Linked DNA regions of Homo sapiens: all the other regions are linked to region 3. The links are chromatin loops, found by intact Hi-C in ENCODE. Cell type or tissue: GM12878. All regions are shown on one strand. Region 1 has its middle 140 kb from the start of STT3B. Region 2 has its middle 90 kb from the start of GADL1. Region 3 has its middle 84 kb from the start of MIR466.

The links. Hi-C counts contacts between places; a loop is a spot of excess contacts. Peaks named below come from ENCODE experiments on the same cell type or tissue, not always from the same donor. Only the 100,000 strongest peaks of a DNase experiment are listed, where the experiment ranks them.
Region 1: it touches region 3 in a loop (2.2-fold over the local background); 1 of 110 quality-filtered maps calls a loop at or near these places.
Region 2: it touches region 3 in a loop (1.9-fold over the local background); 1 of 110 quality-filtered maps calls a loop at or near these places.

Annotation. Positions count from the first base shown.
Region 1 is chr3:31,390,512-31,394,511 of GRCh38, reverse strand. No RefSeq gene overlaps it. Among named protein-coding and RNA genes, the nearest start is that of STT3B, 140 kb to the left of the region's middle. RefSeq lists an enhancer at 1,839-2,048. In GM12878, no CTCF peak of the experiment used is centred here; DNase peaks (open chromatin) are centred at 1,781 and 3,138; H3K27ac peaks cover 805 bases.
Region 2 is chr3:30,982,707-30,986,706 of GRCh38, reverse strand. No RefSeq gene overlaps it. Among named protein-coding and RNA genes, the nearest start is that of GADL1, 90 kb to the right of the region's middle. In GM12878, no CTCF peak of the experiment used is centred here; a DNase peak (open chromatin) is centred at 1,670; H3K27ac peaks cover 195 bases.
Region 3 is chr3:31,243,876-31,247,875 of GRCh38, reverse strand. No RefSeq gene overlaps it. Among named protein-coding and RNA genes, the nearest start is that of MIR466, 84 kb to the right of the region's middle. RefSeq lists an enhancer at 2,266-2,335. In GM12878, a CTCF peak has its summit at 2,322; DNase peaks (open chromatin) are centred at 2,276 and 2,710; H3K4me3 peaks cover 845 bases; H3K27ac peaks cover 3,654 bases.

The DNA of each region.
Region 1 (4,000 bases), 150 kb before region 3:
GCTGATAGTCTAACTAAAACCAGGGGATGCTGTGACTATTCTATTTATTGGAGAAAGCCTCTGAAGAATTTGTCAGGATAAAGAACCATTAAAGGGCTTGAAGGAGCAGCAGGGAGAACTTATTGCCTTTGTTTTGTTGTTTTTTTCATTTTTATATGTTCAGAAGAGTACGTATCCACTTCAAAAAATAATTATGAAAAAGAGGAGGACGAAGGTGATAGAAAGTAAGGTCTTAAGAAGCTTAATGTTAATCCAGACCAAATCTCACGGACATAAGACCTGAGCTCACTATATCTCTTATCTACACTCTTTTCAGGCCAAGAGCAATGCTTATAGGGTAAACCTACAGAACTTTCAAAGGAGAGAAATCTCACAGTCTCAATGTACCTTGACTTGAATGAGGAATTTAAAATAAAGTCTCCAAGACAGCTTTGTGGATAAGATAGAGAAATGATGATTGCTGTTCAATACAGGTAGACAGAGTTGTGTCTGAATGATCAACTATACTTGGAATGTTGATCAATGTCCCGTTCTAACTGATTGCATCATTTCAGATATGTTTGAGTGTAAATCCCAGGAAACCTATCTATTAGTGGTTTAGGCAATGAAGATACAGTTATTTCTCATAACAAGAACTCTGTGGATAGGCATAACAGGCTGGTTCAGAAGCTCCTTCATTTTCATCGTATTGACTCTTCCTTCATGCTTGTTACCTCATGATCATCAGATGGCTTCCATGGTTCCAGGCAGTGCAACCACACTCAAAAGTAGAAGCAATTGAGTAATTGTGTTAAAAAAGTATGTCTTGGGTTGATATTGCTTTTTTTTTTTTTTAAATGACAGCAAAATATGTTTCCACATTTCTTCTATAGGTGTACCTTATTTCTCACTAGACAACACTAGCTTCAAGGAAAACTGGCAAAGTGGGTCTCTGGCATGTTTTAAACTTTATAACTAAAAAGGAAAAACTAAGAGGGTTGGGGAAAGGCTAGTGAATTAATTGACCAATTATTCCTGCCACATGGGGAAAGAGGCAGGTGTATCGTAGCGTTTTTGTGGTGCTAGCATAAGAAGACAATTTATTAACAATTTGAAAAAGGCATGAAAGTCATGATTATAGTATTTTCAAATGACATCTGGTGAGAACAGTTATTATCTTGACTTGCAGAATTTCATTTCAAAAATACTTTTTTCTCAAATATAAAACTTTACATTTAAATGAAACAGAAATTGCTTAAGCATAGAGATATACCTGGCTTGACTTCAGTTAATGTAAAAAAAATCCAGTGGGGTTTAAGTTGGTTGCTAATACCAAAAAAAGTAACTGAGAGAGATAGCATTTCACCAAATTCAAAGAAATAAAAACACACAAATTATGAGTAAGTTGGCTAGAAATGATCTTTCTCATTTTTTGGGTGATTTTATCTCTTTATATTATTCATTCATTCATTCATTCATTCATTCGGGACAGTCTTATTGAATATATCTTATGTGCAGGGCACAGTACTAGGCACTGGGAAAAGTAGCAATGCAAAAGATAGAAAACAACTAAATATGTAGAGTCACCATTTAATGAAAAAGTATGAAAAGTCTTACAAAAATAGAAAGTCAAAGACATTGCGACACTGAGTAAGCAGAGGTTTTGACCTGGCTTTCTGGATGCAGGAAGCTTTCTGTGAGGAACTGAGATCTAAAAGATGAGAAGAAACTAGACAAGGTGAGGAGGAAGCATGAAAGGCCAGAAAAGAACCAGCCCTTTTTGAAGGTGCTGAGGTGGAGAGAAGTAGGGTGAGCTTGAGAAAATGAAAAACCTGTGTGGTTTTTAGAGTGGAACTGGGAGAGGACATGGAAGGCAGGAAGGTATCTCAAGGTGAGGCTGCAGAATTGTGCAGACAAGTCTTTCACAGCTTTCTGGGCTGTGATAAGGATGTCGATCTTTATCCTAAAAGCATTACAATGCATTGAACAATTCTCAGCAGGAGCAAGGCACAATCAGCTTTGCCCTGTAGAAAAATCCCCCTGGCTGGTATGCACAGAACGGACTGAAGGGAGCAAAAGTAGATGCAGAGAAACTGGTTAATAAGCTGTTGCCATTTTGGATGTAGAGATGCTGGCAGCTTGGACTTTAGGAGTAGAGAGAAGAGGAGATATTTAGGATTTGGAGATGGATTAGATGCGGGGTGAGGGAGAGAGAGTTTCAAGACTGACTCTTAGTTTTCTAGCTTTTGAAACTGAGCAGATGGATTTGCTTTCACTGAGAAAGAAACACTGGAGGAAGACTGGGATTGAAGGAAGGGGTGGAGGTCAGTCTGGATCACGCTGAGTTGTGTGTGAGACATACAAGGGGCACAGTCAGCAGGCTGCTGGATGTGTGGGCCTGGAGCTGTGGATGAAGATCAAACACATGATCATCTGCTTAGAGAAGGTGTGGAGCTACAGTGTGGATGAGGTCCTGTGGGTGGGTAGTACATTGGCAGAATAAAAGCAGGCCTAGGACCAAGCCTTAAAGAACCAACCTTGAAGGAGGCAGGTATATCACAGGGTTTCATAGTCAAGTTTGAGGAGTTCATGGTCAAGGGTATATCATAGTCAAGTTTGAGAAGAGGAGGAAGACCTGGCAAGTGACACTGAAGAGTGGGAAGTTGGAGGAGGAGGAAAACCAGAAGAGTTTGGCATCGCAGAAGCCAGAGGAAGAGAGTGTGGCTGGGGGGAATGGGCAGTGCTGTAGAATGCATTAATTTTACCTGCATCAAGTTTGGTGGAGTGGAAGGAACGAAAGTCTTCCTTACCTGCTTCTCATCTGAAATCAAGATACATCCCCCTAAATTGAGTATATTTAATGAATCATGTTGAAAATTCCCTATTCTCGACATTTAAATTGTGTGAGTTTAACCTTTGATCTTTCTCACTTTGTAAATCACCCAACCTAAATTACTTTTCGGTGATTATTTTTTCCCCTTCTGTGAGCCAGTGGCCCAGAATGGAAAACAAGCTTCCCCCTCAGCTCTAGAGGTTTGCATTTCAAAAGACCCTCAGCCACCAGCTGAAAAACTCTGCAGTGGATTTGCAGTAGGTTCTGTCTTCTCAGTTCCTCTACCGGAGGAGCACAGCCAGCCAGCTCACTAAATGAGGACGGGTGCTGACCTTGTGTTGGCCCCAATCCACTGTGCATTTCAAAGCAGATTAGGAGACACTTTGAACAAGCTTTTGCTACACGCCAGGTGTCCTTCCAAATGCCTTGGGTAGAACTAGAGATGAGTTCCATGAATTGTTAATGCTGATCTGAAACAGGGCTTTCAATAATTCCTGCCCTCATTTCTTCCCTGGATGAAAATCACATTCCAAAGAAGGGCAAAAGGCAGTCCTCCAAAAGCACTCCCAGAATTGACCACTGACAAATTAGAGAGATGATAAATTCCGGTGTAAAATAGAAGTTTATTTGGTTACTTTTCATTCTGGCCGCTAATTTCAGGTCACCAATTTTTCATTCTGAATGGGTGTATGTAAATCTTGCCTAAAACTTTTTGCCTTTTCTGGCAGCTTGGGATGAGTTCTTATGAAGGATTCAGACTGGCATCATTAATATTTTTAATTGCTATGGTCAAATAGCTTCGATTGAATGGTGTAGAATTTGGTGTCTTAAGACACTTTAAATACACACATGTGCACACACGCAAACTATGGCTTAGTTAATTTTATTTTTAATCTCAAATACTAGTTTTGTGTCTCTGACTTTTAGCAAATTTTCCCCAGCCTCCTCCACTCTCTCTCAGGCCCACCCACCAGTTTCTTTGGCACACTGTTTCTTCCCTCTGCAGCTCACTGCCTCCCCCTTCCTTGCTAAGTGAATTCTTTCCAGGTACAGTGACATCTGGTAGTGAAAGAAGAAATAATCAACTGCAGCTGAGAAATATTCCCCAGTGATATTTGCAATACTAAAATTTCAGCCTTGTGTCAGGGAGAGATGCGAATGGACTATTTGCAGGAAGAAGTTTCCCTT
Region 2 (4,000 bases), 260 kb after region 3:
AGTCCAACTGTGGTTGTGTCTTCTGAAATTTTTGTGAGAAAAGCTGTGCATTCTTATTATTTTACATGGAATTCCCCTGAATTTTAAATGTTGGCAACTAAATTTAAATTTAAATAAACATCAGTAATATCAACACTTTACAGTCAATGGTTAAGGCTAACCACGAGAACACTAAGGGACAGATGCCCACAAATATTTGAGACTGTGGGGCCACAGGATCTTCAAAGACCCTTTTCTCTATAACTTAAAAAACAAACAAACAAATATATATTCATTAGTATGCTCTGAGCACACTCTAAGGCACTTTGAATGTCCTAACTCCTTTAATCTACGCAACAAGCCTATGAGGTAAGTGCTATTGTTATCTTCATTTTCCAATGGAGGAAACTCAGGAACAGAGCAGTGAAGTGACTTGCCTGATGTCACAGAGAAAGAAAGTCTTAGAACTAGAATTCCAACAGCTCCTCTGGCACCAATGCCCAGAAATCTCATACCTTTCATACCTTTGTTCAGGTATGAAATAAGAAACATATTTCTTATTCTTTTTTTTTTTTTTTTTTGAGACAGAGTCTCGCTCTGTTGCCAGGCTGGAGTGCACTGGCCCGATCTGGGCTCATTGCAATCTCCGCCTCCCGGGTTCAAGCGATTCTCCTGCTTCAGCCTCCCGAGTAGCTGGGATTACAGGCACATGCCACCACACCCAGCTAATTTTTTGTATTTTTAGTACAGACGGGGTTTCACCATATTGGCCAGGATGGTCTCTATCTCCTGATCTTGTGATCGGCCCATCTCGGCCTCCCAAAGTGCTGGGATTACAGGCGTGAGCCACTGCGCCTGGCCTTCTTATTCTTTAAAAAATAAAATTTCTTAACATTCGTTTATAAAATTTGTCACTGGTGACAATGAGCATATTTATTTCAATGTGTATAAAATCGTAGTTTAGAGTATTTTATTTTGTATGTGGAGAAAAGATGGGCTTATTAGGTGGCTGAATACTAGTGTAATCACATCAATATACTGCCTACATCAGTGAGATTGAGGGGAATCAGATACTGATTAGGATCAGTCTCTTCCAATCAGGTCTCATATGCAAATAAACAACTGCCTTTTGATTGGCTGCTGATGATCCTCAGAAGAAGCTATTAATGTTTTGCTTTTCTGGCTGCCTTAGTACAGCCAGAGAATGTTAATACAAATAGAAATTCGGCCATATATTTAAGCAATCTGTCACAGCAAAGAGATTTCCAGAGCTTTTTGGTTAAAGAGGTTTTTGAATGTATGCATGAGCAATATATGGGCTGACTTTTTATACTAGCAAATATGAAGATGTATTATCCCCTGAGGTTTGTTATTAACCTCAGTTTCACCTCTGTTAATATTTACTTCACAGGTCAATAAATCTTGATATTCACTTCAACAGAAGCCAATATCTTCAGATTACGAGTTATTAATCTTGGCCAAGCTGAAAAATTGTGTGACTATTTTTCTTTTGCTAAAGAAAATGAGGACTTTTTGTCCGTTTTTCCCTCAGCCTCTCTTAAAAGGGAAAGTTAATTTTTATCTGAATCGCCCAACTTCCTTATCAGCTTTAGTGCTTGAGGTTGAGGTATGAGACTTCATAGGAGTTTCAGAAACCTCTCTGTCTCACTGAAGCAACTGCAGGAAGTAGGGGATAAACAAATCCTATCTTAAATCCTCCTGGGAAATACTCTGATTTTAGGAGGAACTAAGAGAGGGTTGTGGCCAAATTACTCCTGCCCATCTTTGTGTTATTTATGGCCTTTGCTTGATTTGAGTTAAAACAAATGTACTTCTAGAACCTGGCAGCAAAATGCTATATAATAGAGAAGAGCAGCTGTATCTGGCCCATCTCAGGATAAAAAGCAAGTGTGAAAAGACATCGGTGAGTGCATTTGGTTCTCAACAGCATAAATGTTAGGATTGAACTGTACAACAAAAGCAATTAAGTTGTTGTTTTGAAGGAGTGTTTTTAGTTCTGTAATTTGTAAAACCATGTCTATAATGACAAATAAATCCAAAACAAAAGGAGATGAAAAAATTATGGAAGAAGTTAGAGGTTATCTTTCCTGACGGCTGGTGGTTCCTCCTTAGAGGGTAGAAAAATGTGGCATTTGGAAATAGCTGCATAGAGGGGAAAGGGTCTTTCCAAAAACTGACAAAGGGGAAGATTTTCCAAAATGTTTTATGGGTGATACCAGGGACAAGGAAAAGCTGCTAAATGTGGCGAGGGGACTCTGCTCAGGCAGGCAAAGCCTCTAGAACCCTGCCTCTCAAAGGGTGGTCCTGGACCAGCAGCATCAGCGTCACTCAGGAACTGATTAGAAAGAAAAATTCTCAGCCCTATCCCAGAGCTATTGAATCAGAAGCTGTGGAGGTGGGTCCCAGCTATCTGCGCCTGATCAATCACAAGGTGCTTGTGATGCACGTTTAATTTTGAGAATCACTGCCCCAGGACATGGATTTTTCAATCTTATCTATTCATTGCAATTCCTTGAAGAGTTTCAAAAATAATAATGTCTCGGTTTTGCCTCCAGAAGTTCTGATTCACTTGGTCTTGCATATGACCTGGGCATCAGGATATTTTATAGCTTCGTAAGTGTTTTTAAGTGGCAGCTAGGGTTTAGAATTACTCTAAGGCAAGCTTCCATCCTAAATTACATTTTCAGATCTAATGATCTCTTTTCATACAAAATATTTTGCCGTGTTTCCCTTACTTTCCTGAAATAAAATTTGTATAAATATTACTATACACATATTCTTAACTGCAATGTTAAAGAGAATAGAAAAATAATTTATAATAATATAAATTTCAGATGTATTTTATTTCATTTTATTATTATTTTTTGAGACGGAGTCTCGCTCTATGGCAGGCTGCAGTGCAGTGGTGTGATCTCGGCTCACTGCAACCTCCGCCTCCCAGATTCAAGGAATTCTCCTGCTTCAGGCTCCCAAGTAGCTGAGACTACAGGTGCGTGCCACCATGCCCGGCTAATTTTTGTATTTTTAGTAGAGACAGGGTTTCACCACGTTGGTTGGGATGGTCTCGATCTCTTGACCTCGTGATCTGCCCGCCTCGGCCTCCCAAAGTGCTAGGATTACAGGCGTGAGCCACTGTGTCCATCCCAAATATTTTAATTCATGTGTCTGACTACACTTACAATGAAGCAGACAGAAGTCTGCATGAATTATCATGAATGTGACAGTTGCAAATGCAGATTAATCCATGTGTGTTGAATTGGCAACTTGGAAGCCATGGGTGCATTACTATGGGTGACATGTTTTTCTGCAAGGAAGAAGAGATCTTGGTAAAGTTTCTAACAAAATAATGAGTGATTTTTGCTTTTAAGCCCCAATTTAAAGCCTGCACTTAAAAAGAACAGTAACTTTATTTTAGTGGATATCATGATACCTAAGATCCCCCTCTAGGAAAGAGGCACTTATTTTCCCAGCTGCTGGAAGTGCTAATGGCTGATGCCCCTTAGCTGATTGTCCTCTTTGGGATTTGTGCTTGGCTGAAGAGAGTGTCTTGCCCCAAGATCATACCCATTTTTCAGGCACAAACTACATTCAGTGGCTGGTCAGTGCAGGGTTATAAAGGTGCAGCTCTCCTGCCTCAATTCAGAACAACTCTGAAGGGCCCTCTCAGCTCTAGATCTCCAGGTTGGATTGGCTGAGACCTTTGCTGCAACTATACTGTAGCTCAGCTTCTCTCCCTGCCCTCAATGACTTCCCTCTGTCTCTCAGGGGTGCTGATTCTGAGCATACTCTCCAATAAACCTCCTGCTGCTATCTCAGGAGCTGACCAGTGATACACCATCTTAGGGAAGACCGAAGTCCTTTACTAATCAGCTGGGTCACGGTTATCTCAAAAGATTCTTATCTAGCATTTGATCCCATATGGAGTGGCTTTGTTGAGACAGACAGGGAAAAACTGAAATTGCATTTAATTGAATGACTGCTGGTGGCATAAAAACAGGCA
Region 3 (4,000 bases):
GTAGAACATACAGATAGGAAAAAAGAGAAAAACCGGAACTACTTATAATCCCATAACACAGAAATAACACTTCTTCACATTTGGTCTGTATCTGCATCTGTATGCATCTTTGTATCTTGGCCTACATTTGTGCCTGTCCCTTTGTCTGTGTGTGTGTCTTTATCTGTAACTAGATCTATATTATGCTTATATTTATCACTATATTTAAATAACATTTAAACATTTCCCATATATGTACCTACACATTTTATTTTATAATCTACTTGTTTACTTAACAGATCATTGCAAACATATTTCCATGTTACATGCATTCTTCTTCAAAATTTTTAGTAGCTGTGTATTATTCTATTGTATGGACAGAAGTTAGTTATTTAACCAATCCTGTACTACTCTGAATTTAATAATTTTATAGATAAATTTGTACATAAACCCTAATTTTGTCCTTAGGAAAACCCCTAAAATTGAAGCCTCAGTGTCAAAGTTAGGTATGTGTATGGAGCTTTTGCCTCAAAGGAGCAAGAAAATTTGCCTGGGAGGGGTTGGGAAGGAGGGAACAGGAAAGCATGACTTTTGAGTTGGGGCTTCAAGAAGGAGCAGAGTGTGGTGGAGGGGAGAGGTGACAGTCTTGGAAGAAGAGAAAAGGGGCAGGCAGGGGACTGCGGGGTGTGTCCAGGGTGCAATCTCTGAGCTCCTGAGTTCTGGGGGTGCTGTTGGGGAGGGCCTGGAGGTGTGGCCTGAGGGTAGCGGAGGAGGAAGGGAAGGGGACACACACACTGCAGATGTATCCAAATCTTTAGGGTTTTATGTTTCAAAGTGCACATTCCTACTGCTTTCCTTCCAGGTTTGAGATTTTCGTCTCTGCCCTCTCCCTTTGAGAATCCCTGTATAATAAGAGGCATGACTGATAGGCAATGTTGCCCATAGGAATAGTGTGGAGGCAGGAAAAGAAGAATCATTGTTAGGAACAGGAGGGAGCCACTGAATGTTTGTGGGCAGAGAAGTGACAGATTCCATGGAATTCACTTAGATATGCTCTGGGCTTCTCAAACCATCCGTGGTGAAGGACCAGCTGTTTTCTGCCTTTTCTCATATATTACAGACTGATATTTTTAGAAACTATAATAAAAAATGAGTTACTAGAAAAATGTAATAAAAAGGTACAAAATGCAAGCACCAATTATTAATTATTAGTTTCAACAGACACAAAATAGCTTGTCAAATTGCTACAAAAGCTTCACATGCTTGTCTTAATCTCTGTTCTCTCCTCATTGCACACCTGTAATCAACAGTTTGCCAATGTCCCCACTCTACAAATGATAGCATGAGTGCAGCCTCTGCTCTGCAAAGATCTGATCTGAGGGAGAGAGGCTGATTAGGAGGCTGTATGCTGTATTTTAGAAGACAGAGAGCAGATCAGGGCCTGGTCTAAGGCAAGAGCAGGGGTAAGAAAAGGAGGGAAGACAAATGAATGAGTAAGACTTTTGGTCTTATTTCAGCCATTTTGTTTTATGCTTAAAAAATGCTTTTGATTAGTTTCTTTGTTTTCTGTCTGATGCTACAATTTTTTAGGGGTGGCTTTTATTTTCTGTAATCATTTGGAAGGTACACATTCTGTTTATTAGCACTACAAGTAGTTTTCATTAAGTTTTTCAAAAACGTATGGCACCTTTATTTCTCCAAACTTGATAGAGGAAAAAAAAAAAAGAAAAAGAACCATTGTCTTTTGACCTCCCATTCTCTAAAATGAGAAATGCTCTACATTTCAACTTTCTCCTACTCTCCATTTTTCATTCTTTACTCTTGTTAATATAATTTGGGGGTTATACCTAAATTCTTATTATTAAACTATTATTATATGGCTTATATGTCTCATTTCATGATCGCTTTTGATATATTATAACCATATTTATAATATTCATTTAGATATAGCTCTGTGTTTAACTGGGTTCTGTGTTTACTGTTGGTGCTTTTATACCAAAGCTTTTTTTTTTTTAAAAAAAAAATCAAGTTCATTTATTTTGAATCACCTCTTGCTATGATGAATGAAAGCATTAAGTAAAATTGCCAGGGTAACCAACTGGGAGTGTGTGTGTGACATGAGAAGAAAAGCAGCCTGACCTCTTGGAGCCGGCTGGCATCACAGCTAGACTTTAGTGCTCTCCTGTTGAAAATAACTTCACAGAGCATCAGTGTCAGACCAGGCTACTCTGTGATGATGGTGGAGCATGACAAAGACAAGACCACTTCATGACCATGTCTGAACACAACAAAACATGTACATTGTACAAGCCACAGAAGTGACCAACCATCCCCCTCTCATGGCTAATACAAGGGATTGCTGCTTCTTTACCAAGTACAGCGTTAATCTTTTCTGGTCTTCCCACATTCTAGATAGATAAGATTTATTAAGATACCCATTCATAAGATACCCCTGCTTCTGGACATCAGCCAATCCAAACCAAAGCCCTACACACTAAAATCACTTAACACAAAACACAAATCCTACAAATGCTTTGTAATGCCCTCTCACTAACAAGACTCAAGGTTTCCCACGGTGTGAATTCTCCCTCACTGAAATGAGTAATAAACCCAACATTTTTAGATGTGTTCCTGGTGGTCTATAGCTGGAGGGCATTCACAAGGAGAATTATTGCTTTGATGGTCCTCCTTATTAGCCTCCTCATATCTACCTCCTCTACCCAGTAACTTTGTATCCCTGCTACCACTCTGAGACCAAGCTAAGATGATGGAGGACGAGAGAAATAGAGATCAGTCAGGTGAATCTAATTGTCTGGACAAGGCCACAGTCATGTGAAGTATCCCCGCTCAGATCTGCAGAAATCCCCAGACAACTCATAATCTTGTGAACAAAAATAAATGTTTATTGTTTTATCTCACGGAGATTTTGTGGTTGCTTGCTTTGCAGCATTATTGTGGCAATAGATAATGGGTACAGTTTACTGTCTAAGAGTATATTTCTTTTGACAACCTACTTTGGGGAGAATTATTGGATCATACACTTTTCTTCGAAACTTTATAAATTTGCTCCATTGTATTCCAGTGTTGGGGCTTGATTTTAGCTTCTGCTTAAACTGTTGTGATTTTCTCTTGGTATCACCAATTATGTATAAGTTAGGTCTCTTATCCTCATTCTATTTACCAATTTCTTATTTATCTTTTTATCTTTAATTGCATTTTTAATTTTCTTGAACTCTTTCCCTTTTTCGATTGGCTCCATTTTTTGTCTAAGGCCAAAATTAAATCTCTTTTCCCATCACATCTTCATTCAACTCTTGTTTCATAGGTTTTCGATCTAAGTTATATTAAAGGTATAATATTTTTCTTTTACCTGTAATTACTCTTTAAAAAATATGCTATTTATTTATTTGTGTTGTCAGGGAAATACTTTCCTTCTCCAATAATGCAAAATTGTAGAATTATTTTTATTGTGTGTGTCTGTGTGTATAGCTACATAGATAAGTAGATATATAGATATACATATATACTCCTGGAGTTTTCAAAAAAATAAGCACATGTGTTCTTCATCCCATTATCTCCTACCTAGATGATGACACATACTCCTTGTATCACAATTGAAGAGTGGATGGATATATATATAGCTCCTAACCAAGTTTCCATTGTTTTTTTAGACACTTGTCTGACAAAGCTTTTCTGCATTATCTGCTCTTAATTTTCTGAATATGATGAAGAAAATTATTTCTGAGTAATCCAAAACAATGTGTAATTACTATGTCATAAGTTGCAATAACTACTATTCTCAATTCTTCTGGCTTTTCTCTTTTCCAATGGCTGCTAAAATCCCAGGATACAATGCTTCATTTCCTGTCTACTTCCATTCTGGGCCAATGGAACTACCATGTCCAGTGGATTCAGAGTTGTGCTTTTTGATATAGTAGCCACTAGTAACCTGTGGCTATTGAACACTTGAAATGTGTCTAGTCCAAATTGAGATGTGTTGTAAATGTAAAATACTCGCCAT